Regions from separate parts of the Homo sapiens genome. Here all the other regions are linked to region 1. A link is a loop called in an ENCODE intact Hi-C map of the cell type or tissue named here. Cell type or tissue: dorsolateral prefrontal cortex. All regions are shown on one strand. Region 1 overlaps SAMD10 (sterile alpha motif domain containing 10). Region 2 overlaps ZBTB46 (zinc finger and BTB domain containing 46). Region 3 overlaps ZBTB46 (zinc finger and BTB domain containing 46). Region 4 overlaps DNAJC5 (DnaJ heat shock protein family (Hsp40) member C5).

Region 1 (4,000 bases):
CCTGCAGCTGCTCAGCCAAGGTCAGTGTGAGGTGCCAGAGAGGCCTGGGGGCTGATGGAGAAGCCCCTCTGAGTGTGGGGTGGGATGACCTCAGGAGGTCGGCTGCAGGCCCCAGTAAGCGCCCTAATGCAGATGATGCCAAAGACCCCACCCCATTCTCACCCTCTTCCATCACACAGCTTCCTTCGGGAAAATGTCCTAGCTGCTGCTGAGGCTTGAACCCAGACCCCAGCACTGTGATGGGAGTCCACGGCTAGGGAGGAGGCCAAGCTGGCCCCGCAGCGCCTCTTGGACCCTGCGGGATGCCGGGGCGGCCAGGCTGGCCCAACGGACAGACAGGACCAGGATCACACCTCCAGGCGCCTCTGGTTGGACATTCCAGGTCGTGCCCTGGGGCTGGGTGGGTAGGGGGCTGCTTGAGTGTGGCCCCACCTCCTGGGACCTGAGCCCAAGCCCTCCCCTGGTGCAGCTGGCAGCATGTGGGGCAGCTGCCTGGAGCCAGAACCGGTTTGGATGTCCCCCCTAGACTCCCAGGGAGTCTGTTTATTTACATTCCCCTCTCCACGTGATGTCGGTCCCCCATCGCCTGCTGAGTCACTTGTCTGTCCACCCACCCAGCCCAGTTCTAGGTCGTTCCCCAGCACCTCCAGGTTGGCCCACACAGGTACCATAAGCTGCCTCGGCTCCCTGTGGCTTGTGCCCATGCACCTGCCAGGGCCCAGCAGGCCAACCCATCATCTAGAGTAGTGGCCATCAGCACCCGCCTAACGGGCACCATGCCAAGCACTTTCATCATTATTTATACATCGTCACCACACCCCCTCTATTCATGAGAAGTAAAGCTGAGAAAGGACCAGATTGACCAAGCGCCAGAGACAAAATGTGGCACAACGAGAACCCCAGCCCTGTCCAGGTGGCTCCGCGCCCAGGGCCCAGGCTTAGCAGTGCTCCCTGCCCTATCTTTGGGAAAATCTTGCTTTTATGGTCTTCCCCCCTCGCCCTCAAGAACAAGGGCCTTGTGCGTGGGCCTTCCCATTGCTGCTTTCCCAAGAAGGCCTGGATTCAGGGGAGAGGCCTTCCCAGGGCCACTCCCCTTACACCCTCCCAGAGGCCTGAGCAACCCCTCTCTGGGTGGTTTGGGGCTGGTGCTGCCTGGCGGAAGGACAGTGAGGGCGGCCCTAGCCGCCTCCACCCTCTTGCGCCTCTGCCCTCTCCCAGTCCCCCTGTGGCTTCTGAAAATCTCAGGGACAGATGAGGCTGAGCCCCTAGTCCCCTCTGTGTGCTTTGAGCCTCCAGACTCGAGGCTGGTCACTGCAGGTCCCAGGTGGAATTTGGACAACTGGCCTGGCCGCTCCCATCCTGTAAGCCCCCACCACGGGGAGACCCTCATCCCTGCCCCTGTGTGGCTGCGCAAGTATTCTGCCCGCCTCCCACCATCAGCCTTCGCCCAAGGGGCCCTTCTGCCTCTGCTTCCCTCCCTTCTCCTCTGTCTTGCCCTGGCCCACGCACGCCTGTCTCGTCTTCCTTGTTTTGCTGCACTCACTTTTTTATACTCTGACAAAAAAAAAAAATCAGAAATAAAGCTGGTTCCCAAGTGCTGGCGGTGCTGGGTCTGCGAGGAGAGGGCGTCTGGGCAGCCGCGGCCACCAGGGGGCAGTGGCGTCACGCCCTGGAGGGGCGTCTGGGCAACCCCGCGCAGAGGCTGGAAACAGGGCTCAAGTCACGCCTGTGGGCGGTCCCCAGTGCTGGACACAACGCCCGACACGCTGGAAGGGACGGCCCAGACAGCGCGTGAGGGTCCCGCGGCTGCCGTGACAGAGGACCACGGAGGGGTGCTGAGAACAGCAGACATTCATTCTCTCTGGAGTTCTGGAGGCCGCAGTCCAAAATCCAGCTCCCTCAGGGCCTCCTGGGGCGACTCCTCACCTCTCCAGCTTCCAGTGGCTGCCGGGGGAACTCGGGCGCATGGGCATTACCCGTCTCCGCCTCTGTAATCAGATCACCTCCTCCTCTTCTGTCTCTCAAATCTCCCTCTGTCTCTCTCTTATAAGGATGCTTGGATTTGGGGCCACCTGGGTAATACAGGATAATCTCCTCATCACAAGATCTTTCATCACATCTGCAAATACCCTTTTCCCAATAAGATCCCATTCACACGTTCAGGGATAAAACACAAACATCTGGCCTGGTACGGTGGCTCACGCCTGCAATCCCAGCACTGTGGGAGACCAAGGCAGGAGTGTCGCTGAAGGCCAGGAGTTCAAGACCAGCCTGTGTGACATAGCAAGACCCCATCTCTACAAAAAACTTTTGAAACTAGCCAGGCATGGTGGCGCATACCCGTAGTCCCAGCTACTTGGGAGGCTGAGGCAGGAAGATTCCTTGAGCCCAGGAGTTCAAGGCACAGTGAGCTCTAACCACACAACTGCACTCCAGCCTGGGCAACAGAGCAAGACCCTGTCTCAAACACAGATCACAGCACACACACACACACACACACACACCACACACACACAGCAATCAGACACATAAGAGCATAAACCACACACAGAGACTCAATGACACTGACACCAGCAAACACCAACACACACAAACACATGCATGTAGTTGGCCAGGCACACAGACACAAAGGTATGTAACAGCATGCCCCCATACAAAGATGTCATTACACAAATACACAAATACTAGCATGCAGACACACAACGACCTCCTAACACATAGAAACACATGGGACACGGCACATCCCCGGTGCACACAAACACACTGTATTCCACGACACCCTGGCATGTAGATGCTCACAGAAAACAGCCGTCCCTCACCAGCACCCTGACACTGAGACATGCCGCAGCCTGGACACATGGATACTGAAATCCAGACACATCGTCCCCAGGTACCCTGAGGTCTAGTCGCCCAGATGCTAAAATACAGACAGGCATTGGTCTCACCTAGCATGGGACACTGTCATATCCTGACACGGCAATGTCCAAACAGGTCGCATGTATGGACACCCAGACTTACACAGGGAGAGCTGACGGCCTTGGCTGCACCTAAGGGGACACACACTGACCCCTCAGGAAATCCTGCTGGTCCCGTCCCCAGGGTGGGAAAGGTCAACAAGGGAAGGACGTGATGACGCTAGCCTCACAGGGAATGCCCTCCCCTTCCTCCTCGGGTCACACAGGCTGGTGTGCACTGGCCTCTCTGACTCAGATTCCCGAAGGAAGGATTGACTGACTGCCTCTTCTATAAGAGCCAACCTCCAATCTCCATGTGAGTGCTCTGCACCAGCCTTGAGTGAAGCAGATCCCAGGCCCCTTTGAGGAAAGGCAAAAATCTTACTGCCCAACCCCCTAGCAGTGCCTCTGAGCTTGCTCCACGGGGTACAGGGAAAGGGGCCGACTGGGCCGGAAGGGCCCCAGCGAAGGAGGCACACCTGGTAGTTCCATTTCCTGACTAGCAACTTCCAGCCCACATCAATTTTAAGGAGTCCAGAATATTTGTAGTATGCAAAAAGGGGCATTACGAAACTTTTAAAAGTCTGTTTTAATTATAAAAGTAATATATGCACATGGTTTTAAAAAAAATGCTGGCTGGGTGCGGTGGCGCATGCCTGTAATTCCAGCACTTTGGGAGGCCGAGGTGGGTGGATCACGAGGTCAGGAGTTCGAGACCAGCCTGGCCAGCTTGGTAAAACCCCGTCTCTACTAAAAATACAAAAAATCAGCTGGGTATGGTGGCACGTGCCTGTAATCCCAGCTACTCAGGGGGCTGAGGCAGAATTGCTTGAACCCAGGAGGCGGAGGTTGCAGTGAGCAGAGATGGCGCCACTGCAGTCCAGCCTGGGCAACAGAGAGAGACTCCATCTCAAAAAAAAAAAAAAAAAAATGCTCTATGGGCACAAGATGAAAACCCAGAGTCTCCTTGACTCTTCCCTCCTGAGGCCTGAGGCCTTCCCTGGGAGATGGGTGCTGTGAACAGGTAAGAATGGCCCTCCTAAGGC
Region 2 (4,000 bases), 190 kb after region 1:
TTCCCCAGGCTGTGGCCCAAGTCAAGGAAGGATATTTGGAGTTGGGTGTGGTGTTGCCTGTGCCTGTACTTCAGCTACTTGGGAGGCTGAGGCGGGAGGATGGCTTGAGCCCAAGATGTCCAGGCTGCAGTGAGCCGTGATTGCACTGCTGCCCTCCAGCCTGGACGACAGAGCCAGACCCTGTCTCTTAATTAAAGGAAAGAAGAAATGGAGGTGTCCTAGCAGGTGCTGCCCGTGGGGAGGTTCCTCCAGGATGAAGCCTGGAAATGAACGTGGGAGGGCGTGAGTGGACAGAGGAGGACGAAAGACAGCAAGCCGCAGGGTGGGAGGCCCTGAAAAATGTCGCAGATGCCGTGTGTGGGTGGCGCAGTGGGAGACGCTGCCTGCCCCCCTGGCTGGAGGGCTTCCTGGGCAGGGCGGGTGTGGCCTCTTCTCCTGACCCTGGTCCCTCCTCTCCGTCGCTGAGAGATCTGCGAGAGCCGGGAGTGAACACAGCTCGATAATACGTTAACTTTTATCATTGTGGTAGAACATACATAATGTAAACCTTACCATTTTAACCATTTTCAAATGTACATTTCACTGGCATTAAAGTCACGCGTTGCTTGATGACAGGGATAGGTTCCAAGAAACGCATCGCTAGGCGATTCTGTTGCTCTGGGAGCGTCATGGAGCGCCCGTCACAAAACTAGAAAGTGCAGCCGGTTATAGGCCCAGCACAAACCTGCCAGTGTTAGTTACGGTGCTGAGCACTGCAGGCAGCTGTGGCACCATGGGAAGTGTTTGTGTGTCTAAACATAGAAAGGGTGCTGTAAAAATAGGGTATACAAGATAACGGCATGCCTGGGTAGGGCCCCTGCCATGCACAGAGCTTGCTGCACTGCAGGTTGCCCTGGGTGAGCGAGTGCTGAGGGAACATGAAGGCTGAGGACAGAACTGTGCACTGCTGCAGACTTTATAAACACTTGGCGTGGCCTACACTAAACTGATTTTTTAAAGTTGTGCTAGGATGTGGCGATGGCTAGGATGGCGATGGCTAGGATGGCGATGGCTATTCCTGTCACGCCACCAGGTGACAGGAATTTCCCGGCTGCGTTCTAATCTACGGGACCACAGTGGTTATCTGTGGTCCATCCCTGACCAAAATGCCCTTCTGTGGCGCATGAAGTTCTGCGATCACAACTTTTCCATCATCCCAAAGGGAAACTGTATCCGTCATACAGTACCTTCCTCTTGCCTCTACCCCACCTGCGGGTAAATGCTGTTCTACTTTGACACAATGTAGATTTTATTCATTCTCATCTGTTGTTGCTGTGCGTCCTGCACTGAGCTACGGCCAGACCCTGGATGTTCAGTAAAAGTTGGTGACCACGTGCAGTCGCTCAGGCCCAAAATCCCTTTTGGAGGCAATTTGGGAGGCCGAGGCATGAGGATCCCTTGAGGCCAGGAGTTTGGGACTATCCTGGGCAAAGTAGTGAAATCCCATTTCTAATACAAAAGTTATCCGAGGCCGGGCGGGGTGGCTCACGCCTGTAATTCCAGCACTTTGGGAGGCCAAGGCGGGCGGATCACAAGGTCAGGAGATCGAGACCATCGTGGCCAACATGGTGAAACCCCGTCTCTACTAAATATACAAAAGTTAGCTGGGCGTGGTGGTGCGCGCCTGTAGTCCCAGCTGCTCAGGAAGCTGAGGCAGGAGAATCTCTTGAACCAGGGAGGCGGAGGTTGCGGTGAGCTGAGATCGCGCCACTGCACTCCAGCCTGGAGACAGGGTTGAGACCCTGTCTCAAAACAAAACAAAACAAATCAAAAAACCTCAAAACAAACAAAAAACAGCAGTTGGTTTAACTCAGCCTCGGGCTGAGTTGTGCTCCATCGTGAGGCTGTCCTGGGTACTGCAGGATGTTAGCAGCAGCCGTGGCCTCCACCCACAGATGCCAGGAGCACCTGCCTTTGGATCCCCCGTTGGTACAACCAAAAATGTCTCCAGACATTAGCAGTTGGGAAAATCGTTTCTCTATGTGCTGCTGTGCGTGTGGAGAGTGTACAGGCAGCAGGTCAGGGCCAGTGGCCTTTCCATCTGCTTGTAACTGTTTATAATCTTCCACTAGCTCCAACTAAAATCTGAGAAGCAGTGGTCCCTGGCAAGAGACACGGCTTTGGGGGGTTTATTCTGATGTTTACAGATGCGCTGCAGGGTCCGTTGTCAGCACAGCGAGGCCCCTCCCAGTGGTCCCAGGCCACCTCCCTGTGCGTGCACGTAACTCGCTGGCAGGTGCCCGTGCTGGAGGCCTTTGTATTATGAGAGTCGATGCAGGCACTGAGAAATAGTGCACTCCTTAAGCCTGTGGGCTGAATGCTTTAAATGCAGTTGTCGAGCAGAAGGTGTTTTTAGAATCCAACAAGTGATTTTGGCTGTGTACTTTTGTTAGAGTCTTAAATCCCTTGGGTTTCCAAGGCAACTGTGAAACTCTTCCATTAGATTATTCCGAGTTGCTAAGATGAGGACACAAGGCTGTGAGCTGTGTGAGGATGGAGGATGGTTCTGCCCACGCTGTGGCGGCCAGTGACTCCCTGAGCTGCGTCCTCCGTCTGAGCCCTCAGGCTGGGATTTGGAAGCTTGGGGTTTGGAAGTAGATCATGATCCCATGGAGGTCAGTTTGTTTCCATTAAAGATTTATTCTATCTTAGAGAAGAGGATTTTTAATTTTCATCCCATTTATAGAAGCAAAGGCCCTTTTTTAAATTTTTTTTATTTTTGAGACAGAGCGTCACTGTCACCCAGGCTGGAGTGCGGTGGTGTGATCTCGACTCACTGCAGCCTCCGCTTCCTGGGTTCAAGTGATTCTCCTGCCTCAGCCTCCGAGTAGCTGGGATTACAGGCTCCCGTGACCACGCCCGGCTAATTTCTGTATTTTTAGTAGAGACGGGGTTTCACCATATTGGCCAGGCTTGTCTCGAACTCCTGACCTCAAGCGGTCCGCCCGCCTCAGCCTCCCAAAGTGCTGGGATTACAGGCGTGAGCCAGTGTGCCGGGCCACAAAGTCCCTTTTCCTTCTTTCTTTTTCTTTTCTTTTCTTTTTTTTTTTTTTTGAGTCTCGCTCTGTTGCCGGGCTGGAGTGCAGTGGTGCAATCTCAGCTCACCGCAACCTCCACCTCCCAGGTTCACATCATTCTCCTGCCTCAGCCTCCCGAGTAGCTGGGACTACAGGTGCCCACCACCACGCCCGGCTAATTTTTGTATTTTTAGTAGAGACGGGGTTTCACCATGTTGGCCAGGACGGTCTCGATCTCTTGACCTCGTGATCCGCCTGCCTCGGCCTCCCAAAGTGCTGGGATGACAGGCGTGAGCCACCACGCCCGGCCACAAAGTCTCTTTTCTAAGGACACATGTCAAGTGGTCACCGTGGATCATTCGACGCCGATGCCCCAACCCCTCTGTGCATCATCCCGGCCCCTGGTGACCCTGAGGCCTGTTTGCTTTTAAGAGTGATTTTCTAGGCAGGGAGGCCAAATTCATTCTAACTGAGCAGCTTCCAAGAAACAGTATCCCTTGAAATTTATTTCTGAGTTACAGCAGTTCACTTCTATGAGAGCTTGTGGGAAATAGCATTAAAATGTTCAGATTCATGTTTGCAGCTATGGGGCAGGCAGGCAGGCCCGTGCCTCCCCAGGCCCTGGCGTCTCCTTCTCATCTGCGGAGGGAGCACAGTAAGGACCTGAGAGGTGACTGGTGAGGCCTTGACAAAGTGGATGTGTAGCTACTGCATGAGAAGATGGTAAAGAAACAGCCCAGGTGCCCCAACTAAATGGCCCCACACATGCCTAAGCGGTGCTGCTACAGGAGGATCTGTGTGTTCTGTGAAGTGTGTACTTGAACCCTGGTGAGGTGGGAGCTTGACATGTTGGGATTTTTAAGCGTACATCAGAACTGCGGGAGCTCCAGATGGGGGACAATGGCCTCTCGGGTGCCTAGCACTGCCTGCAAGCCTCCTGTCTG
Region 3 (4,000 bases), 200 kb after region 1:
CACCATGTTACACTCTTACCAGCAAGGTTCCAGGGTTCTGATTTCTTCCCATCCTTGCCAATATTATCTGATCTTTTTTGTTGTTGTTTTTGAGATAGGGTCTCACTCTGTCACCCAGACTGGAGTACAGTGGCTCGATCACAGCTCACCACAGCCTCAACCTCTCAGGCTCAAGTGATCCTCCCGCCGCAGCCTCCTGAGTAGCTAGGACCACAGGCACAACCCACCACACTCAGCTAATTTTGTTTTATTTTAACTTTTTGTCCTGCTGTGTTGCCCAGGCTGGTCTTGAACTCCTGTTCTCAATAGATCTTCCGGTCTTAGCCTCCCAAAATGTTGGGACTGGAAGCGTGAGCCACGGTGCCTGGCCTTTTTATATCCAGCCATCCCAGTGGGTGTGTGCTGGAACCGTGGCGTGTGCTGGAACCGTGGCGTGTGGTGGAACCGTGGCGTGTGCTGGAACCGTGGCGTGTGGTGGAACCGTGGCGTGTGCTGGAACCGTGGCGTGTGGTGGAACCGTGGCGTGTGGTGGAACCGTGGCGTGTGCTGGAACCGTATTGTGTGGTGGAATCGTGTTGTGTTTTGCGTTTCCTTAGTGATGGGTGATGCTGAGCATCTCTTCCTGTGCGTCTTGGCCATTTATACATCTTCTTTGGACAAATGTCTAGTAAGATTTTTTGCCCATTTTTATATTGAGTTACAGTATTTGCCTTTTTATTATCAGATATATAGGTTGCAATTTTTTTTTTTTTTTGAGACAGAGCGTTGTTCTGTCGCCCAGGCTAGAGTGCAGTGGTGTGATCTCGGCTCATTGCAACCTCCACCTCCTGGGTTCAAGCGATTCTCCTGCCGCAGCCTACTGAGTAGCTGGGATTACAGGCACGTGCCACCACGCCCGGCTAATTTTTGTATTTTTAGTAGAGATGGGGTTTCACCATGTTGGCCAGGCTGGCCTTGAACTCCTGACCTCAGATGATCCGCCCGCCTCGGCCTCCCAGAGTGCTGGGATCACAGGCTTGAGCCACCGCACCCGGCGTCACTTTCTTGGTAGTATCCTTTGAAGCACAGACATTTAATTTTGATGAGTCCAATTTATTTTGTTGCTTGTGCTTGGTTTTGTATCTAAGAACCTATTGCCAAATCTGAGATCATGCGGATTTTCTTCTAAGAATTTTATAGATTTAGCTCTAACGTCATTGATCCATTTTGAGCCTCTCCTCGTCTTTGCGAGATGGAAATACTGCCGCCCCAGGAGCCTCTGACTCTCAGGCCCTCGGCCCTGGAGCAGAGCAGGTACCAGGTCTGCAGCGCCTCGTCCAGGGAGGGCAACCCCGTTGTTCTGAGTTGAGCCGTCCTCCAAAGCCTTGGCTGAGACTCCACCGCAGCCATGGGACCTGGGTGGGCAGGAAAGGCCGGGCTGGGCCGAGGCTGCTGCATTGCTGGGGCAGGTGCCCGGCTCCCAGGGTGGGCTGGACTTGATGCTGCTCTGTAGCTCAGGCAGAAGCTGGTCGCTGTCCTTCTAAATGTGTCGCCTGTCCCACTTGGAGAGTCTGGGAACGACCCGTGTCTTCTGACGTGTGTCCCTCTGTCCCCAGATGCGGACCTGTCCGTCACCGAAGCCAGCAGCTCCGACAGCCGAGGAGAGAGGGCCGAGCTCTATGCACAGGTGGAGGAGGGTCTCCTGGGAGGAGAAGCCAGCTATCTGGGCCCTCCCCTCACCCCAGAGAAGGACGACGCCCTGCATCAGGCCACCGCGGTGGCCAACCTGCGCGCGGCGCTCATGAGTAAGAACAGCCTGCTGTCGCTGAAGGCCGACGTGCTGGGGGATGACGGCTCCCTGCTGTTCGAGTACCTGCCCAGAGGGGCCCACTCGCTGTCCCGTAAGTGCAGGCCCTGGGGGCCGCTTGGCTTTGGTGTGGTTTTGAAGGCTGAGGGTTGCAGGTCCCGGGCCAAGATGAGATGAGGCTGAGGGTCTGTCCCTGCTGCTCGGCCGCCTGCTGACCTCCCTGTTGCGGGAGGTGAGGATGCGGCGTCACAGCCTGGACTGGCCTCTCAGGTGCACGGGGGGCTGGCTTTAGAGTGAGGAGGGAATGGACGCGGTTGTGAGCGCGGCGGGCAGGGGAGCAGCCGAGTGCTTGCTGGAATGTTTCTCACAGGAGTCGTTGGCTGAATGCGAGCTCGTCCGGGTCGCGCAGGGGCCGGGGGTCTTTGTGCTCCAGAGACGGGCTCGGGCGCCCCCTGCCGGCCCCTCTGTCGCCTTCGTGCTGAGGCTCGTTTCGCGCAAGGGAGATGGGGGCGGCCGCTGCGAGCCGATTGCACTTGGGGGCCTCGCCTTGCGTTGCCTTCGCTGGATGATGCTGGTGGCGTGTGACTTTTAAAGATGCGTCGGAGGTTGTCTTTAAAACGTAAATGTCCCCAGCTGAATCCAAACGACGACGCGCCTGCCGAGATGTGGCCAAAAGTTCAGCCACTGCTGCGTGTCGGGCTCACCCCAGACTGACTGACTTCCTGACAAGACGGGGGCATTCAGCTTTCGGAGTTTAAAAAAACAAAGGGGCCGGGCGCGGTGGCTCACGCCTGCAATCCCAGCACTTTGGGAGGCTGAGGCGGGCAGACCACGAGGTCAGGAGATCGAGACCATCTTGGCCAACACGGTGAAACCCCGTCTCTACTAAAAATACAAAAAATTAGCCGGGCGTGGTGGCGGGCGCCTGTAGTCCCAGCTACTCGGGAGACTGAGGCAGGAGAATGGCGTGAACCCGGCAGGCAGAGCTTGCAGTGAGCCGAGATCGCGCCACTGCACTCCAGCCGGGGCGACAGAGGGAGACTCTGTCTCAAAAAAAAAAACAAAAAAAAAAACAAAAAAAACCCACCGCAGCCAGCCCCCAGCCAGCTGCCTTCTGGTCTCGCGCTCATGTGGGCCCCCGGGCAAGGCCTGGTGCTGGCACCTAGCACATAGCTGGCACTCAGCATGCGGCTGAGAGTGAGTGAGGCGCCTCCCGTTTCTCTCCAGGGGAGGAGGGAGCGAGTCCGGCATGAGATGCCCCCACCTCCGCGGCTGGGGTCCAGGCGTGCTGAGTGGTGTGGACACATTGTTTGCTGAGTATTGAGGGAAGTGAAGGAAGGAAACGTGCCAGCTGTCCTTGATGCTGGGATTTGGGAAGTATATCTGTTTCTCTGTTTCTTTACGCTGCTCTAAAAAACAATATTTTTACAACTTTGTTTTCATAAGCACTAAAATATTCTTTCGAATTTTCGCGTTGGTGTGAGCACTGATGCCAACTGTTTGTGGGTAATAAAGACTACATGTGGAAAGTGGTGTTCACCTTCCCTTTATTCCGTGTACTCAGTGAGGAGCCGTGTCCGTCGAAGGGTCTTGGCCCTGAAAGTGAGGCTCAGGGCTGAGCACTGCACAGACGGGACAAGCTGTGGGTGCTGGGCTGTCACAGACATCCTGAGGCCTCACTTCCCACATCTGAAAAACTGGGGGGGGGGGGGGGGGCGGGGGGTGCCACTTACACAGCTGTTGTGAATTCAAACAAAATAGCGTTTCTAAAATATCAAACACGGTGCAGGCAGAGTGTTTGTGATTTATGCTCCAAGATGTTGGCCCCGTCCCCTCTCAAATGCAAAAGTGTACTTGTCAGCAGAAATGGTTGGATTTGAGCAAACCCCGGGGTACTGGGGCCTTTCCAGGAGGCGGTGGCAGGGCATGTGGGCATCCTGCAGTCGGCCAGCCGGTCAGATGGAGCGCTGGGCACGTTTCGTGGGCGTCAGGAGGGACAGGCTGGGTGCGGCCAGCGGCGCATGCCCGTGGGTGCGGTCGGAGGGGGATCCCGGGCCTCCCTCACTACCCTCCCCTCCGACCGCCTTTTCACATGAGCAGCTTGGGTGCGGCCGGTGGCACATGCCCGTGGGTGCCGTCGGAGGGGGATCCCAGGCCTCCCTCACTACCCTCCCCTCCGAGCGCCTTTTCACATGAGGGGCTTGGGTGCTGTTT
Region 4 (4,000 bases), 64 kb after region 1:
AGTTTGATCATTCTGGGCAACATGGTGAAACCCCATCTCTATTAAAAAAAAAAATACAAAAACTCGCCAGGCGTGATGGTGCACACCTGTGGTCCCAGTTACTCAGGTGGTTGGGATGGGAGGATCACTCGAGCCCAGGAGGTCAAGGCTGCAGGGAGCCGAGATCGCGCCACCGCACTCCAGCCTGATTGACAGAGCAAGACCCTGTCTCAAAAAAAAAAAAGAATTCCTAAAGTCCCTGGAAACACAGAAATCCCCAAAAGATTTCAGCTTTCCTCCTTAATTCTAAGAATAAAAAGCAACAGTGATGCTGAGCTTAACGCAACACGAGAACAGCAAGAGAAAATAAAACTGCTTCCACGACCATCACCAAGCATCCAAGTACGAGAGGAAGTGAATCTGAGCTGGAGCCATGGCAGCGCCCGGCCGAGCCAGGGAGGAGCAGACAGGCAGGGCAGCTGGCCCTTTTCACACAGTAACAAGCCCCATGCTCGCTCACACACAGAGTGCCACAGAAAACGAACGCCTGCCCTCGTGAGTCACAAAGTTAATGTCAAGAAGCAACAAGACCAGCGGCCACACCTGAGGAAGGATCAACTGCCTCAACCCATAGCTGCCACCCTGCCCAGAACCACGGTTTCCTGAAACTATAAAACCATTCCAAAGGTATGATTAGCTACAGAGAAACAAAACCAAACCCCACATGCTGAAGCCCTTTTAATTCACAGACTCATCTACTGCCCCAGGTCCTAATAGAGCATTCAGTGAATGTTTGCTGCATTAATTTTATTGGTATTGACTTGGGTCTGGAAACCTAATAAAGATTTTTTTTCTTGTAAACTGATGCTTAGAATACAGTAATTCAAAAAGAAAAGCAGATCAGAAGTTGAACAAAATAACTCCAGATATACATTTGAATACAAAGAATTGAACAGGCCGGGCATGGTGGCTCAGGCCTATAATCCCAGTACTTTGGGAGGCCAAGGCAGGCGGATCATGAGGTCAGGAGATAGACCAGCCTGGCCAACATGGTGAACCCCCGTCTCTACTAAAAATACAAAAATTAGCCGGGTGTGGTGGCGGGCACCTGTAGTCCCAGCTACTTGGGAGGCTGAGGCAGGAGAATCGCTTGAACCTGGGAGGCAGAGGTTGCACTGAGCCGAGATCATACCATGGCACTCCAGCCTGGGCGACAGAGTCAGACTCTGTCTCAATTAAAAAAAAAAAAAAACATTCTCAAAACCCTATTACTTGGAGAGCAGGTTATCCAACACGACACTCATGCCCTCCTGGGCATCGGGCACCCAGGTACCTCGGGCCTCGCCCTCCCAGTCCCAAGCGCACATCACTTTTTTTTTTCGAGAGGGAGTCTCGCTCTGTTGCCCAGGCTGGAGTGCAGTGGCGCGATCTCCACTCACTGCAAGCTCTGCCTCCCAGGTTCACGCCATTCTCCTGCCTCAGCCTCCCGAGTAGCTGGGACTACAGGCACTCGCAACCATGCCCAGCTAATTTTTGTATTTTTAGTAGAGATGGGGTTTCACCGTGTTAGCCAGGATGGTCTCCATCTCCTGACCTTGTGATCTGCCCACCCCCGCCTCCCAAAGTGCTGGGACCACAGGCGTGAGCCACCGCGCCCGGCCAGCGCACATCACTTTCGATGGTGCAAACAGCAGACAAAAAGTCCAGGTGACACCAATGAGGCCACAGGTTATGACACCTGGGTAGCGACTATTCAATCAAGGTTTGAACCTCTCCATACAAAGGGGGCCTAGAACAAGCAAGCACCCCCAGGAACAGAACGAGTCTGAAGACACGAGTGGTCTTCCGTTACCGCAGCACTGCTGGTCAAATCACTCAGGTCTGTGCAACACTAGAGAAGAAAGCTCCTAAAGCAGAATCGTTACTACAACCAAAAATATTCCAGAAAACCTTAACACAGTCCCAAATATGAAAGACAAGTGTTCTTCATAAGATCAGTAACCACGAGGTCATGCTGCTTGCTGGTCTTCTACCCTCACAATACTAAATCCGCAGGATTCTGGTCTGGTGCACGCCCTGGCCCAGGCGGGCCTCTGCTGCCCCCCGCAGGCTCTCCTGAGGATCCCCAGCCAGATGAGTCTGGACATACTTCCTATCACGGAAGAAAAGGCATAAAACCAGCAATCGATTCAGTAGAAATCTACTCTCACGGGGAAGACTTTTTTCTTTCTTTTTCTTTCTTTGAGACGGAGTCTTGCTCTGTCGCCCAGGCTGGAGTGCAGTGGCACAATCTCGGCTCACTGCAGCCTCTGCCTCCCAGGCTCAAGTGATTCTCCTGCCTCAGCCTCCAGAGTAGCTGGGACTACGGCACGCATCACTGCTCCCGGCTAATTTTTTGTTGTTGTTCTTGTTGTTGTTTTTGAGACGGAATCTCGCTCTGTCGCCCAGGCTGCAGTGCAGTGGCGCCATCTCGGCTCACTGCAAGCTCCGCCTCCCTGGTTCACGCCATTCTCCTGCCTCAGCCTCCCGAGTAGCTGGGACTACAGGCGCCCGCCACCACGCCCGGCTAATTTTTTTTTTTTTATTTTTAGTAGAGACGGGGTTTCACTGTGTTAGCCAGGATGTATCGATCTCCTGACCTTGGGATCCGCCCGCCTCGGCCTCCCAATTTTCACCATGTTGGCCAGGCTGGTCTCAAACTCCTGACCTCAGGTGATCCACCCACCTCGGCTTCCCAAAGTGCTGGGATGACAGGCGTGAGCCACCACGCCCGACTGATTTTTGTATTTTTATTTTTTTGGGCGGGGGGGACAGTGTGAACACAGTCCCTCCACTACCACAAATTACGCAGTCAAGTTTCCCACATTTGGGGAAAACGCAGGGCTCAGCACATCCGGAGTGCAATGGCTAAGCCTTGCCCTGGGAAAACCACCTTCGCGATCATGGTATCTCCCCTGCCGGGTAAGTATGATTTTTGTATTTTTAATAGAGATGGGGGGGTTTCACCATGTTGGCCAGGCTGGTCTCGAACTCCAGACTTCAAGTGATCCGCCTGCCTCAGCCTCCCAAAGTGCTTGAATTACAGGCCTGAGCCACTGCGCCTAGCCTCTTTTCTTTTCTTTTTGAGATGGGGTCTCACTCTGTCACCCAGGCTGGGGTGCAATGGTGGGACCACAGCTCCCTATAGCCTGGAAATCCTGAGCTGAAGCTCTCCTCCCACTTCAAGCAGCTGGGACCACAGGCACGTGCCTGCACTGTGCCAGGCTAGAACTTTATCTGGATATAATAATCACAACATTCAAATCCTCAACTTCACATAACACAAATTCATAAAAATACCTATGACCACAATCCTACTTGCAGTATCATATCTACTTAGTGACCTTTGCCCTGTTCATTCCGTGACCAATCAAACGGCACACCCACCCTGGCTGCGGCTCCACCCCACTGTACAGTGGACTGACAGGATGCTTCCACTGAGCAGACCACAGAGCAGAAGCTCAAGACACAGAGAGTGGATCCGCCACAGTTCATAAAATGCTACAGATGGCATCTGGGTATTTCCAGCACTTCCAGCGGGAACCCGCTCTGAAACGTTAACTGATGGAAACGGCCCTGACTTTCCCACACTCACCCCCTGGCCTAGGACTGCTCTTAGAGAAATTCACCCTGGGGTGATGGCTGGCCACCACCTCCCATGCGTGGGGCTGTCCCTGGTGAAGCACATACATAGGGTTTCAGAGTGCCTCTGCAACTATGACGAAAGTCAAATCATTCCAGTGAGTCTAGTATGCAACCAAGTATAAGGTGCACCAATTTAACCCTAACAAGCCAACCGTAAAACATGCGAAATTTCAGGGCCAGGCGCAGTGGCTCACGCCTGTAATCCCAGCACTTCGGGAGGCCAAGGTGGGGGGATCACGAGCTCAGGAGTTCGAGACTAGCCTCGCCAACCTGGTGAAACCCCGACTCTACTAAAAATACAAAAATTAGCCAGGCGTGATGGTGCACATGCCCGTAG

The links. A loop is a pair of places that touch in the nucleus more often than their neighbours do. Peaks named below come from ENCODE experiments on the same cell type or tissue, not always from the same donor. Only the 100,000 strongest peaks of a DNase experiment are listed, where the experiment ranks them.
Region 2: it touches region 1 in a loop (4-fold over the local background); 58 of 110 quality-filtered maps call a loop at or near these places.
Region 3: it touches region 1 in a loop (2.0-fold over the local background); 57 of 110 quality-filtered maps call a loop at or near these places.
Region 4: it touches region 1 in a loop (5-fold over the local background); 55 of 110 quality-filtered maps call a loop at or near these places.

Annotation. Positions count from the first base shown.
Region 1 is chr20:63,971,712-63,975,711 of GRCh38, reverse strand. SAMD10 (sterile alpha motif domain containing 10) reads left to right here. Exons shown (of 5, transcript NM_080621.5): 4 at 1-20; 5 at 180-1,596. The coding sequence ends at 202. Among named protein-coding and RNA genes, the nearest start is that of ZNF512B, 3.8 kb to the right of the region's middle. In dorsolateral prefrontal cortex, CTCF peaks have their summits at 1,442 and 1,648 (motif pointing right); a DNase peak (open chromatin) is centred at 1,691; H3K4me3 peaks cover 758 bases; H3K27ac peaks cover 2,027 bases.
Region 2 is chr20:63,784,318-63,788,317 of GRCh38, reverse strand. The region is part of intron 2 of ZBTB46 (zinc finger and BTB domain containing 46); the gene reads left to right. Among named protein-coding and RNA genes, the nearest start is that of ZBTB46-AS1, 22 kb to the left of the region's middle. In dorsolateral prefrontal cortex, CTCF peaks have their summits at 1,691 and 1,891; DNase peaks (open chromatin) are centred at 1,887 and 2,552; H3K27ac peaks cover 4,000 bases.
Region 3 is chr20:63,773,558-63,777,557 of GRCh38, reverse strand. ZBTB46 (zinc finger and BTB domain containing 46) reads left to right here. Exons shown (of 5, transcript NM_001369741.1): 3 at 1,596-1,880. Among named protein-coding and RNA genes, the nearest start is that of ZBTB46-AS2, 32 kb to the right of the region's middle. In dorsolateral prefrontal cortex, CTCF peaks have their summits at 2,046 and 2,246 (motif pointing left); a DNase peak (open chromatin) is centred at 2,257; H3K4me3 peaks cover 1,468 bases; H3K27ac peaks cover 669 bases.
Region 4 is chr20:63,907,903-63,911,902 of GRCh38, reverse strand. The region is part of intron 1 of DNAJC5 (DnaJ heat shock protein family (Hsp40) member C5); the gene reads right to left. It also overlaps the pseudogene RNU1-134P. Among named protein-coding and RNA genes, the nearest start is that of MIR941-1, 9.5 kb to the left of the region's middle. RefSeq lists an enhancer at 1,048-1,547. In dorsolateral prefrontal cortex, a CTCF peak has its summit at 2,086 (motif pointing left); DNase peaks (open chromatin) are centred at 462 and 2,062; H3K27ac peaks cover 1,443 bases.